Linked DNA regions of Homo sapiens: region 2 is linked to region 1. A link is an interaction called in ENCODE POLR2A ChIA-PET data of the cell type or tissue named here. Cell type or tissue: MCF 10A. All regions are shown on one strand. Each heading gives the region's core, and the rest is flanking DNA. Links, peaks and the distances in the headings are about the cores only.

Region 1 (7,591 bases), core at 820-5,819:
CCCCCACATCGTCCCCCGGCTCAGTTGTGACTATCAAAAATGTCTCCAGGCCCACCACAGTGGCTCACGCCTGTAATCCCAACACTTTGGGAGGCCAAGGCAGGCAGATTACCTGAGGTCAGGAGTTCGAGAACAGCCTGGCCGACATGGAGAAACCCCATCTCTACTAAAAAAATAATAATAATTATATAACAAAAATTAGCTGGGCATGGTGGCTGGTGCCTATAATCCCAGCTACTTGGGAGGCTGAGGCAGGAGAATCACTTGAACCCAGGAGGTGGAGGTTGCAGTGTGCCAAGATCGTGCCATTGCACTCCAGCCTGGGCGACAAGAATGAAACTCTGTCTCAAAAAAAAAAAAAAAAAAAGTCTCCAGACATTGTCACATGTCCCCTGGGTGGGAGGAGAGGACAAAATGACCCTGGTTGAAAAACACTGCCCTATAGAAATATGGACCAAGAAGTCTAACAGGCATAACAGGACTGTAACAATAGCTGCTGGAAGGGGGATGCAGATGAGGGGAGAAGATGGCTTTTCTTATCCTTTGTCTCTCCCAACCAGGCTCAGGGTAAATTCCCTTGCACCCTACAATCCTCAGTACCTTTAGATATCCTTGTGCCCAGCACCCTCTCCATTCATGAGACTGGGAAGGATTATGACTTGGGCACCTATATTCAACAGAGCTAAAAATATTTGAGTTCCTCCCCTCCTTTCAGTTCCCCCGCATACTCAGCATTTTCCTTAAAGCAGTTGAGGCTGGGGTACAGGGGAAAGGAAGGGTCAGGAAGTGCAGAGGGAAAGAGCAGTTTCAGGCCAGTAAGCCAGTTTGCATCAGCTTTCCATTTCAAGCAGCTACCAGCAGGTTGGGCTCATTCAAGTGAACATCTGGCTTTGGTCCACCTGAAGCTGTATCTACTTACAGATGACATCATTATTTAAGCTTTGGGGGGACTCCTTGACCAATCAGATACAGCCACTTTTGGCTTCCCCACTTTTGCGGCCTAATTGTCATATAAAGTCCCTTCTTCCTGTTCCTGAGGAGAGTGAGCACAATCAAAGTACCATTTGGGAAGATTGTTTCAACCTTGCCTCTTGCTTAGCCTGTAAACATTCATTAACAGGCAGGAGAGTGAGAGAAATGTACTTTCCCCCTTGCTCCCCACTTTGGTGAGGGCATTTGCTACTGGGTCCTACTAACACAGCCCATGGGGTCTTCCAGAAAGGCACACCTCAGCCAGCACCCTATCTTGTCACCCAAACTGTCAGGGTCTGGGATTTTACCCTATATACAAGCTAGTAACTTAGCCTGTTATTGCTTCATGGATGTTGGCAGAAGACATGAGGCTCTTGGGTCAGAGATAAAGTACTTCACTACATGCGTAACAAGTAGCATGAAAATAAGATTGCATTAGTTCCCCTTGCCACTAAATCCCACAGACGAAATAGGCAGGGGCCCAGATGGAATGCTTAGCATAGTGAATCTGCTTTGTAGATGAGGAAAAGTGAGATTGGAGAATCCACTGCTTTTATAGTAACAAAAAGACATGTCAACAAGAAATACCCAGAATGAATGACAGAGACTAAAGAATGGAAAACATAGGAGACATAAAGGTTATAGTAAGACAGTCTAACATATGTGAAATTATAATTCCAAAAGGAAAAGAGACAGAGAATAGGACAGAAGCAACATTTAAAAGACAATAATTAATTTTTTTGCAACAATGCTGAAATACATTAAGCTATAGATTCAGAAAGTCCTATGAATCTCAGAAAAGAATAAAAGTATAGAAAACTCAAACTGGTGAAAACAAAAGACAATAGAAGATTGTAAAAGTAGCCAGAGAAAAGAAACATTACTTTGAGAACAGGAAGATTTAGACTGACAATGAACTTTCCAACAAAAGCTAGCAAAGCCAGAAGACATGGCTTGATTTTTTTGTTGTTGTTTTTTTCAGGTAGAGTCTCATTCTGTCACTCAGGCGGAGTGCAAGTGGCAAGCAAGAACAGGGATCACTGCAGCCTCGATCTTCTAGGTTCAAGAGATTCTCTCACCTCAGCCTCCTGAGTAGCTGAGACTGTGCACATCCCACCACGCCTGGCTAATTTTTTAAAAAAAATTTTTAGAGATAGAGTCTCACCATGTTGCCCAGGCTTGCCTGGAACTCCTGGGCTCAAGTGATCTTCCCACCTCAGCTTCCCAAAGTGCTGGGATTATACACATGAGCCACCGTGACTGGCCTGGACTGATACTTTTAAATGCTGGAAAAAAATAACTGCCAATCCAATATTTAATATCCAGAAAAAATGTTATTCAACAAAGACAGTAGGCTGGGCACGGTGGCTCATGCCTATAATCCCAGCACTCTAGGAGGCTGAGGCCGGAGGATCGCTTGAGCTCAGGAGTTCCAGACCAGCCTGGACAATATAGTAAGACCCTGTCTCTATAAAAAAAATTAAAAATTATTCAGGCATGGTAGTGCATGCCTGTAGTCCCAGCTATTCAGGAGGCTGAGGTGGAAGGATTGCCTGACCCTGGGAAGTCAAGGTGGCAATGGACTGTGTTCGTGCCACTGCCTTACAGCCTGGGTGACAGAGTGAGGGCCCTAGCACTTTGGGAGGCCGAGGCAGGTGGATCACCTGAGGTCAGGAGTTCGAGACAGCCTGGCCAACACGGTGAAACCCCGTCTCCACTAAAAATACAAAAATTAGTTGGGCATGGTGGTGGGCGCCGATGGTCCCAGCTACTCGGGAGGCTGAGGCACGAGAATCACTTGAACCCAGAGGCAGAGGTTGCAGTTAGCCCAGATTGCACTCTTTTGCCTGGGCAACAGAGCGAGACTCGTCTCAAAAATAAATAAATAAAAAATAAAGACAGTAAAATAAAGACATTTCACAACAAATGAAGCCTGAGAATATTTATCACCAGTAGAAAATGTTTTCTTCTTAATACTTATTCTGTCTTTTCTTGAGACAAGGTCTCACTCTCTGTCACCCAATTATTGATTCTCCTAATGCTAACCATCCTCTCAGCTTTTTACGGCTAGCAATGTGTTTGCCACATACTCATCAACAGAGGGCAGTAGCTCACCATCATTGGTTTAGTTAGCCTGCATGGTACTTTCAAGGATGGACTTGTAACAGACAAATGTATCTTTCTGTGTCGTCTGTTGTCGTTTCCTCCCACCAAGTATGGGAGAAGGGAGGAGAGGAACTACTAAGAAGCAGTCAACAAAAATGGTAAAAGTATGCTTGAATCTAAACAAATATTGACCCTATAAACAGAAATAATAATGCCTTCAAGAGTTACAATGTGTGACTATAAAATACAAGATAACAATGGCATAGAAATCAAAAGGAGGGTACATGAAGTTAGAAGGTTGTAAGAACCTGGAATTATCTGGGGAAAAAAAGATAAAAAATAACAATTAACATTAGATTTTGATATGTGAAAGATGAATGCTGTACTATCGTGGGCAAACATTAAAATAATATCAGTAAAGCTGTGGGAAAATAATAAAACAATAAGTTCTCAGGTCCCTCAGAGTAAGAATTAATCATAGTCATTTTTGGACTCATCACACCAAGCTCTTAGCAGAGCCAGTTTGTGGACTGATTAAGTTTCTGCTCTCTAACTTCTAGGACAGTCAGTAAATGTGAAATTAAGGAACAAAAGGTAGCTTTCTTAATCCATTTATGTCTTCTTAATACTTATTCTCCGTCTCTCTTTGAGACAAGTTCTCACTCTGTCGCCCAATTGTTTTTTCTCTTAATGCTAACCATCCTCTCAGCTTTTTCTGTTTGACAATGTGTTTACCACACACTCATCAACAGAGGGCAGTAGCTCACCATCATCTGGTTAAGTTAATCTGCATGGTACTTTGAAGGATGAACTTGGAACAGACGAAATGTTTGCTGTTTCCTCCCACCAAGGATGGGGCAAGGGAGGAGGGAAAGAGGATTTTCCATTTTAAAAAGCACTTAGAGCCAGGCACAGTGGTTCACACCTGTAATCCCAGCACTTTGGGAGGTCGAGGCAGGAGGATTGCTTGAGCTCAGAAGTTTGAGACCAGCCTGGGCAACATGAGGAGATCCCACCTCTATAAAAAATTTTAAAATTAGCTGAGTGTGGTGGCACACACCTTTGGTCCCAGCTACTCAGGAGGCTGAGGTAGGAGGATTGCTTGAGCCCAGGAGGTCGAGGCTGCATTGAGCCGTGATCCTGCCACTGCACTCCAGCCTGGGCAACAGAGAAAAATCCTGTCTCAAGAAGAAAATTTAAAAAGCACTTAAACTGACATGTGGAAGTAATCTCATCATAAACTGGAATTAGAAATGAGTCAAATTAGTGACAAATTTTTATTTTTACTCTCATTTGTCAACATTACCAAATTATTTTCTTGAAAAAAATGTTTTATTTTGTGTATACCTAAATAATTTAAAGGACCAATCCTGCAGAGTACTTCCCTCTCCCTTCTGAAAAATATATAACACAAAGTACTCAAAAAGTATCCAGCAAATTAACACATGTGAAAGATGGTACTAGACACCTAGGAATTATGTACCAATCCTGGAATTCATACTCAAGCTGCCCCTGATTTCCAACACCTCCATCCCCCAGAATGAGGACTCTCTTTACCCAGGTGTCCCTACATTACATGGCTGCAGCAGGGATCTCTGTGCTATCATCAGGGAGAACAAGCCCTGGAAATACGTGAATAAGGAATTCCAGCCTATATGGTGATAGAACAAATCTTTTCTCTAGAACATTTAAGTCCCTCTTCTGCAAAGAACAAATAATTTACAGCTTCAGGGTATCTGATGATTTTGTTGCATAATGCTTAAAAGCACAAGCTATGGAGTGAGGCCAGCCTTCTCTAAAACCCCAGGATCACCCTTTAAGTTTCATGACTGAAGCATTCTGTGTAACTACTCTGAATCTCAGTTTCCTCATCTGTGAAACTATGGCAATAACAATGTTACCAGCATCAACAGGCGGTTGTGAAGATTTTTATTATTAGCTATATTGAGAGGAATGGTGCTTAACTGTAAGCAGCTGCCCAGAGGATTCTTGTTCCCTGGGAAGGCAGTTCAGGGATCAGGCCCTTAGGCAGTAATTAAGAGAGCATGCAAATTAAGCGTATAGCAGGTGTGGTGAGAAGAGGGCATCAGGGGAGAGCAGTTGGCTATTTACCGGGAACCAAGATGAGGCTAAGACCTGCCTCTCCTTGTTATGAATATAACTTTGATTTTAAGAGGAACAAAACATTTATTTCAAATTTTCTCTAGTATGAAGACATATATTCAGTGAAAAATTTAGGGATTCTAAAGTCCCCTCAAAGCATTCAGGAGGACCATTTTATACTTCATTCATTGCCAAACAGATGTCTTCCCTCCGTGCCACTCTAGAGGACTCTGAACAGCGCAAAGGCCAACAGAGAGCAAAGGGTAAGCAATAGAAAGACACTGACAGTAAGTCAGTCAACAAACTTGTATTGAGCACCTACTATGCACCAGACTCCATGTTAGGGATGATGAACAAACTGACATGGGCCCCTGCCCTCATGGAGTGTATATTTCTAGGTAACAGGTCTTTGGTGCCAATCTGGGGACATGCTACAGCAGAATCACCTGTGGTAAAAATGTAGCGTATTCAGAATCTGAACACAGACCCCCACCCTGACCTAATGAATCAGACATTCTAGGAGGCAGAGGATACAGGAGGCTATATTTTTATCAGTGCCCTATGGTAAATCTGAGAAACACCCAGATTCGGAGAACTACCATTGGTGTTTCTCAAAGCATGGTCTTTTGACCACCCACATCAAACTCAGCCTCCTAAGAGCACAACACAGGCACGCATGTTTTCAATGTACCCCAAGGTTTGAGAAGCGTTATGCTTGACTTTTTCTCTTACACCTCTCCCTTCCTATTAAATGACATGTATGTGAAAATGCAGTATAAATTGTAAAGCATGATACAAAGTTAGTTGGGTATAGTTCCTAGGACCTTTCAATAAACTGAGGAAGTCCAGCATATACAAGTAACTGAAATCGGTGTGGAATATGATGAGGCATTCCTCAGAGCTCAACAGGTCTCTGGCAGAATCTTCATGGTTCTTCTTATAGCAGCAGAGCCTTCTAGCAGGTAAGGCTGCTAAAACAATACTGTTACTTCAAATGAAGGTCCTTCTGCCTCTGCCCCCCACCAGAGCACAGCTGGGGTGCCTGAGCAGTTACATGCTTGGGTGGCATCCTCTCTGAAGGTCCCTAGAGTATATGCCCTCAGCTGGGCCATTAGCAGAACCTTTTATATCGTGACAGAAATATTTGTTAGGTGGACCCTGTGAGAGCGTAGTAATATGCCATGGCAATATACCCCTTAAACATTTAGCTTTCTCAGCAGATCATGAAATACAAATTCGGGATGCAGGATTAGGATGAAAAAGAAACTAAATGGATAGGAGGGGAGAGACAGATGGTTAGAGAAGACACTAAATTCCCATTTTAGATGTGATGAATGACAGGCACTGATATGGTTTGTAATCCCCACCTGTGGAGGGAAGGAGGTGATTGGATCATGGGGATGATTTTTATTATTAGCTATACTGAGAGAAACTGTAAGCAGCTGCCCAGAGGATTCTTGTTCCCTGGGAAGGCAGCTCAGGGATCAGGCCCTTAGGCAGTAATTAAGAGAGCACGAAAATTAAACGTATAGCAGGTGTGGTGGGAAGAGGGCATCAGGGGAGAGCCGTTGGATATTTACCGGGAGCCAAGATGAGGCTAAGACCTGCCTCTCCTTGTTATGAATTTAACTCTTTTTTTCTTAAAGAGGAACAAAACGTTTATTTCAAATTTTCTCTGGTATGAAGACATATATTCAGTGAAAAATTTAGGGATTCTAAGGTCCCCTCAAAGCATTCAGGAGGACCACTGTGCATTCAGAGGACACTCTCTTGCCTGCTGCCAGGTAAGACATACCTGCTTCCCCTTCTGCCATAATTGTAAGCTTCCTGAAGCCTCCCCAGCATGCAGAACTGTGAGCCAATTAAACCTCCTTCCCTATGAATTACCCAGTCTCAGGGTTCTTTACAGCAGCGTGAGAACGGTCTAATACAGACACCTTTGGAATATCCAGGTGGGGTTGCCACATATGGCTGCAAATCAAGAGTGTGAAGGTCAGAAAGTTAACTAAGACCAATGACAGAGACATAGCAGGCTTCAGCTAGAAGTGGCAGGCAGTCTGCATACTGAGAAAATAGATGAAGAAAAACTCAGCAAATGGAGAAACATATAAAGCAAGAGGAGAGAGTGTAGGGAAAGACCTTAAAAAAGAGGGACAAAAGAGGGAAGAGGTGACTCCTAAGAGCGGAGGGCTGAAAAGCCAAAAGGAGGTTAACATTTCTAGGAAAACGAATCGCCAGTGTCAAATACCACAGAGTAGTGAGTAAGGACAGGAACAGAGGACAGGCCCTGGGATTCACGATCTGCACGTCACTGGTGACAACGTCCAAGAGCAACAGACTGGGGGGATGTGGAACTATTTCCTTCACGGTTTTGACCAGCGTGCTTACTAATAAATCTCAATTCCCTTCA
Region 2 (7,591 bases), core at 1,277-6,276, 200 kb after region 1:
AAGTTTTGCTTCCAAGACTTCTTCAAATTCTTAAAAATTGTTGGAGATCCCAAAGAGCTTTTGTTTATGTGGGTTAATCTATTGATGTTTACTGCATTAGAAATTAAACATTTTAAAGTAACAATGTACTCATTAAAAAATTAGTGAGAAGAGTGCCATTGTTTTACATTTTTGTAAATGTCTTTAATGTCTTGCTTCATAAATGACAGCAGAATTGTTATAACTGCTTCTGCATTCAATCATAATGTAACACATCGTATAGCCTCTGAAAATCCCCATGTATATTTGTGAGAGAATGAGACTTTATAAGGGTAAAATAAAAAGGGCAAACAGTCAGTCATCTGTATCTGTGGGTTCCACAATTACATATTCAGCCAACCACAGATAGAAACTATTCAGGAAAAAAAACAATAAAAAGTAATATGAATTTTAAACAATACAGCCTAACAACTATTGACAGAGTATTGACATTGTATTAGGTATTATAAGTAATTGTAACTGAAACACAGGTTTAGTCACTCAACACTTGCAGAGTCCAGTTAACAAGAGCGAGGTCTGGTATAAAGAAAGTGACTTTGTATTCCAAAGCTAGCTTAGGGGAAGAAGTATGGGCTTCCAGCCTCAAAGGTACTGCTCCACTTTTGGAGCAGAAAGTGGGTACTTTCGAAAGGCAGGGGAGACAGCAAGTGGGTAGGAAGTCCACATGCTAGCTTGGCACCTTATCTACTAGGCAGTCAAGTTGGCATCTTCATGGGCAGAAATAAGTTATTAAAATGGCCAAAAACTTTCCCGGTGGGAAAGAGTTTCTCATCATGTATACTTTGGGTTGTAAATCGACTGTTACCTCTTGAGGCAATCTCCTGGTGGGTGAGAGTTTGTTCTGGAGCTTCTGAGTACAAAGTTAGATGAACTTGCCCTGTAGGGAGTGTCTGGTGAAGGGGAGGTAAAGGTTATAATTGCATTTCAAACGGGCTAGTAGGAAGTGGAGAATAGCAAGAAACAGAAGAGAAAAGAAGAAAACTAATAAAAAAAATAACTCATTCTCTTTTTCTTAGAAAAATGGGGATACTCAGTTACATAACCTAGAGATGATTTAAAGTATATGTGAGGATGTGCATAGGTTATATGCAAATACTACCCCATTTTATATGAGGGTGCTAAACCAAACTAAAATCTGGCCCGAGAAAGTCTCCATACTTGCATACTGGAGTTCTTACTTAGGAATTGCAACCTAACTTAATAGATAAGCAAACTGAAAAATCTAATGGAGACATACTTCTGTAACAATAGCTGCATCTCAGTCAATCACTGCAGCCATACTTCAGCCACTCACAGGTGGCCAACTGTCCAAACCAGGTCTAAATAAGGCAAACGCCAAGCTGTAACCAATCTGGCTGTTTCTGTACCTCACTTCTGTTGTGTTTTTTTTTTTTTTTGTATTTCAGTTTCCTTTTTCTATTCTTAAAATCTCTCCAACTGTGCAGAAATAACTCTCTGAATTTGCTGTGATTCTGAGGGCCCAATTTGCGAATTGCTTTTTCCTTGATCAATTAAACTTTGTTAAATTTAATTTGTCTACAGTTTTTCTTTTATCAAGGGAGATGAGCATCTGTGGATTTGGGTATCTGAGAGGGGTCCTGGGACCCTCAGTATCCTTGGGGACATGGATACTGAGTGATAACTCTTACTATGAAAATAATCTTGACATCACGGACCCCATAAAAGGATCACAGGGACTCTTAAGAGGACCTGGGCCAAACTTTGAGAACCTCTGCCTTGGAAAAATGGCTAACCCCAGGCCTGGGTCGGATTAGGAAACGTAAAGAAAGCCTGGAACATCTTATCATGTCGGAAAGCAGGGAAGTTTTAAAGGCCAGTAGGGTTATGTCAAAAGGATTTGGGAGCCAACTTAAATAGGTTCCCACTGGTTAAAGATGGGAAAATTTGAGCATCGACAAGTATAATAACTTCAGTGGATTGAAAAATATCAAATATATTCACATACATGAATTCATAATGATTTTTTAAAACCTCACTTGTCACCTTTGGATGATGTTAGGGAACTGTGATGTTGTAAAACAGATATTTGGTCTTCTTCCCATTTCCTGGCACATAGCTTCTAAAATCCTTGGAATCTCCAAAGTGATGTGTCTTTTTGTATGCTAATGATTCATGACTGGCTTTCCCTGGATAGCCTCAGGATAAGAATTGGTCACTGGAAACAATAAGGCATAATTACAGGGTTGGGGCTTCCAGCCCCAACACCTCAACTTTTGGTGAGGAGAGAGGGCCTGAAGGTTGAGTTCATTACCAATGGCCAATAATTTAATCAGTCATGCCTGTGTAATGAAGCTTCCATAAAAATCCAAAAAGACTGGATAGCTGAACATATGGAGGTTCCTGGAGGGTGGCAGAGACGGCATGGAAACTCCACACCCCTTCCCACATACCTTGCTGTGTGCACCTGTTCCATCTGACTGTTCTTCTGTAGCCTTTGTAATATCTTTTACAATAATAAGCCAGAAAACGTGTTTTCCTGAGTTCTGTGAATTGTCCGAACAAATTAATAAAGCCAGAGCAGGGCGGTCATAGAAACCCAATTTATAGCCGATTGGACAGAAATATGGGTGAGAACTTGTTACTTCAGATCTGAAGTGGGAAGAACTCTTGTGGGGCTGAGCCCTCAACCTGTGGGTTCTGATGCTATTGTCAAAGGTGTGTGAATCAGAGCAACTCCATCTCAAATAGCTGGGTAAAATGAGGCTGAAACCCACTGGGCTGCATTCCCAGATGGTTAAGGCATTCTAAGTCACAGGATGAAATGGAAGATCAGCACAAAATACAGGTCATAAAGACCTTGGTGATAAAACAGGTTGCAGTAAAGGAGTGGGCCAAAATCCACCAAAACCAAAATAGCGACAAGACTGACCTCTGGTCATCCTTACTGGACACTCCCACCAGCACCATGACGGTTGACAAATGCCATAGCAACGTCAGGAAGTTACCCTATATGGTCTACAAAGGGGAGGCATGAATAATCCACCCCTTGTTTAGCATATCATCAAGAAATAGCCATTAAAAATGGGCAACCAGCAGCCCTCAGGGTTGCTCTGACTATGGAATAGCCATTCTTTTATTCCTTTACTTTCTTAATAAACTTCCTTTCACTTTGCACTGCGAACTTGCCCTGAATTCTTTCTTGCACGAGATCCAAGAACCCTCTCTCGGGTCTGGATTGGGACCTCTTTCCTGTAACATATTTCTCTGTCCTGCAACACTGTCTCCAGGTAGTTAGTGTCAGAACTGAATTGAATTAGAGGACACCCAGCTAGTGTCTCCTGCAGAATTGATTGCTTGCTTGAGGTCGGCTGGTCAGGGGACGGGGAGGGGAGGAGAACACCCCTGCTTCTGGTGTCAGAAGTGGGTTGTGAGACTATAGTGTGAGAAACTGAATTTGTTTTTCCTCTCTATTCTTCAGAAGAACTAACTCGTTTTGAAAACTGGCAAGGAAAAAAAATCAAGCATTTTTCTAGGCTCTCTATACAAATTGCATCTTAAAGTAATAAAATGATTCATGAGGGGAAATTTCTTCAAAGAATCATTAAAAAGCTAATGAAAGAAAAGGGGATGGCACAGTTAGAATATCACCATTTTGCAACTGTTAAAGTTTATTAATAAATCAATGCAGTGGTTTATCCGTCAATAGCTGCAAACATCTCAAAAAGGGACCAACTGCGCCTCCTGGTGGAAAGCTGCCTCATTGCCTGTGAAGTTGCCTTGCCAAACATTGAACCTGAATCTGATCAAGTTTCTAGATCTAACTAGTTATTTAATAACAGAGGAGCTCCTTATACAACACCAAAATGATACATTGAGATAAATCTAGATTGTAGGAACTGCATATAAGTGATTCGGTTTCTTATAAAATATATTGAGTAAAAAGAAAGGAGAGAGAGGAGAATCCATAGATTAAAAGAGACAGAGGGAAATTTAAACATTACCTCGATATATTAGGGAATTGTCATTAATTTTTTTGTGTATGATGATTTGTGGTTATATTTTTGAAAGGAAGTTCTAATCTCTTAGAGATCTCTTCTGAAATATTTATAGATGAAAGGGTAAGAGGTCTGAAGTTTACTTCTGAATAATTGAGAAAGGAGGAAGAAGGCATAGAGAAATAAGACTAGTAATAAGTTGGCAACTGTTGAAGCTATCTGATAGCTAAATGGGGGCTTATTATAGTCTCTCATATACTATTTTGTAAATATTTAAAAATATTCTAAATAAAAAAATTTTTTAATTATGCCTTGAGGCTGGGCACAGTGGCTAATCTCATTGCTTTGGGAGGCTGAGACAGGAGGATTCTGTAAGCCCAGGAGTTCGAGACCAGCCTAGGCAACATACTAAGACCCGCCCCCCCACCCCCCACCAAAAAAAAATGCCTTGAAGTAGTAACTAAACTGTGTATTTAAACTATTACTAATCCTCAGTCTGTCTTATTACATTTTGGACTAAAATTTTGCAAACTACTTACATTGGAACTCTCAACTTTGTTATGGTGAGATCTGAACAATTGATACTAAAGGGAGAGTAAGCCCCTGAGTGCTTAAACATCACAGGAAATACTATATTTAGGTTCCCAATTGTTACCGAGTGCAGGCTCAGCTGCTCACCACTTGCAAAGCCAATAACAAAGATGAACTACAGCTAAAGGAAAGTTACTTTATTCCAGAGCTAGCAGTGGAAAAATGGCCAAAGCTAGTGCCTTAAAGAAACCGTTTCAGCTTTCTAGGTCAAGGGTAAAGGCTAAAGGGGAGTTTGGTATGATGGGCATGCAGGAGTGGTGATAGGGGTCAGCCTATGTGACTTGTTCTGATGACTATCTTGAGCTGTTGCCCCATCTGGTGTGTGGGCTAGTGCCATCTCTGGGACAGCCAGGTTGCAAATTAACTGCAGCCTTGAAGTAATCTCCAGGTGGGGGAGAATCCCACAGTAGACTGAATTGCTTTAAGATTTAGTCTCTGGAACTTCTAAACAAACACGTAATTAGATAAGGGAAACACTGTGCAAAGGGGTGCCTGGGAGAAAGAGTGAGAGCAAAGACTATTATCTCATTGTTAAAGGCAAGACAAGGAACGGGCAGGAAAGAGAGAGAGAAAAACTTTTAAAAACAGGACACTTAGTTACACAATGAGTCATTTGATAACCCAAATGTTTCCTTTGCGAGTGGAGTTAAATACATTTAGTATTTCTTGAATTTGGAACCATCATTCTGGCTTACTCTGGGAAATTACTACATCCTCCCCACTCCCCACCACTACCACATTTGAAAATAAACATAAATAAAATCAATATTGCTTAGAAAAATATACCACTGGCTACTGATGACCACATTTCCATCCTTTCTCACTTATCTCTGGCTGTGAAACTCATGAGGCTGAGTTGAATAAAAAGGGAGCAGTGAGAGACCGTGTTCAGCTTAGCACAAGCAGAAAATGTGGACTCACAAATTCAGATAGTCTGCAAGACCTGGGTAACTACTGGAGACATTCCCACCAGAGGGCACTCTAACTTGCTGAAAAATTAGAAATACAGGTAAATTGCATTTTATCTAAGGCCTCAGTAACCAGCCCACAAAACTCAAAGGAGCTAAAGCACAGTGGGCAGGGAAGAGATGGGGCCAGGAAATAAGATGAGGAGGTGTCTTCTGTCAGTAAGGTTATGTCTTAAACTTTGGATCTGTCTAATAAGGGTCTACACCTCCAGCTATGTTTTTAAAAGCCAGTAGGGTGCTTCATTTGTCCCCTGGCAGAGTGTACTAATTGGGGCACACAGGCCGTGGATTTCAGAGGCTGTGGAGAGAAGACAGCTTTGAGTGCAAGACCTCCCCGTCAGACTGAGTCTGCAACCAGGAATGGAGATGGGAGTTCCACATCCAAGTTCCCTTTCCATTGTTCAGTCAAAAATTTAAGAGCCTTTGTCCTATCTTCATTTTAAGCACCATTTGTCCCACATAATTGAAAAAAAAATTAATTCCTCCAGAAATCCCTTTATCTCCCTGTAAGATTCTTTTTTTAGCAAAAACAAAACAAAACAAAACAAAACAAAAAATATATATATATATAGCTTCACCCAACCACACAAGACATTATTATTTTCAAGGGGACAAGGAGGCAAACTTGCTCATGTTGATCAGAAAAATCTGTGAAGATGCACAAGCGAGGGCATTCTCTTACAAATCCCTACTGTGGAATTTTCTGGTCAGTGTTTTGGAGATACACAGAAACTAATGGCATCAGCAATTCATGGTGGAGTTTGCTACTTATAGGGCAGACGGTCACACACAGTGTACCAGAGACGGAGTTTTGAGCTGCACCTTTAGTTGAATATTAGTTTCCATCTGGGGAGCACAATGGGCTTGACTACCACTGTCTTCTTATCCTTCTGATATTAGTAGAGCAGAATCACTTGTCTGACGTCTTAAACATTTAGTAGTCTAAAACAATATTCATTTGCTCAAATTTGACTTCTAGTTGGACCCCAGCGCTCTCAGTGGCAAGTGGTGCGGTGCCAGTGAAACTCTCTTCAGAAAGAGCAACTGATTGGCCCGGCGCAGTGGCTCACGCCTGTAATCCCAGCACTTTGGGAGGCCGAGGGGGGCGGATCACGAGGTTAAGAAATCGAGACCATCCTGGCTAACACGGTGAAACCCCATCTCTACTAAAAATACAAAAAAATTAGCCGGGCGTGGTGGTGGGCGCCTGTAGTCCCAGCTACTCGGGAGGCTGAGGCAGGAGAATGGCGTGAACCCGGGAGGCGGAGCTGGCAGTGAGCCGAGATCGCGCCACTGCACTCCAGCCTGGGCGACAGCTAGACTCCGTCTCAGAAACAAAAGCAAAACAAAACAAAGGAAAGAGCAACTGATTAAAATCACTAACTTTGTAACACAGGAGCCCTCGAGTTCTCTGCAAAAGTTTCTGAACTTTGTGTTTTCATTTCAATGATGATTTTAAAACTCTGGCGTGAGTATATTCTAGATCACTTGGATAACCACCTTATAACCAAATACCCAAACCGTATGAGTGTTTACAATTATGTGGGAGCCAAGAGGAGGCCCTGTAATGTTCTGGCACTTTATATGAATAAAGGTTTCATAGTCGTTCAGATGTAGGGAGGTAGTGAAGACAGTCACCTCGTAGCACACTTCACATGACACTTCCTTTAGTAGGTGAGGTAATAAATAGGCCAAATGGAAAAGCATTTATTATGACTTTTAATTGTTCTAATATTTTATTACTATCGCAACTTGGAGGGTGCTATGAAGCAGATCAGCTCTTCAAAACAATGAATTGGTTCAAATGATTGTCATTATTTAAAAGGAAAAATAGAAAAATGCCCGTGACTCAAATAATGTTCCAGTGTGTTCAAAGTCAATGCAATACACAATGAAGCATAAAATCTCCAAATGCATCTTTCCACTATTCAACCCATACCATTGTTTTTGTTTTATGAAAACATTATTCCTTGAATTTTATTAGTTTTATGCTTTTGTTTGCACTTAACTTGAAAATTAATTTCAGTTTTATAGTTG

The links. ChIA-PET counts read pairs that join two places held together with the same protein. Peaks named below come from ENCODE experiments on the same cell type or tissue, not always from the same donor. Only the 100,000 strongest peaks of a DNase experiment are listed, where the experiment ranks them.
Region 2: POLR2A ChIA-PET joins it to region 1 with 43 read pairs; 26 of 35 experiments call an interaction of 5 or more read pairs at or near these places.

Annotation. Positions count from the first base shown.
Region 1 is chr9:32,375,623-32,383,213 of GRCh38, forward strand. No RefSeq gene overlaps it. Among named protein-coding and RNA genes, the nearest start is that of ACO1, 5.2 kb to the right of the region's middle. In MCF 10A, for the core only: CTCF peaks have their summits at 3,087 (motif pointing right) and 3,830 (motif pointing right); DNase peaks (open chromatin) are centred at 3,079 and 3,839.
Region 2 is chr9:32,576,165-32,583,755 of GRCh38, forward strand. No RefSeq gene overlaps it. Among named protein-coding and RNA genes, the nearest start is that of NDUFB6, 6.8 kb to the left of the region's middle. In MCF 10A, for the core only: CTCF peaks have their summits at 3,768 (motif pointing left) and 5,540 (motif pointing right); DNase peaks (open chromatin) are centred at 3,747 and 5,557.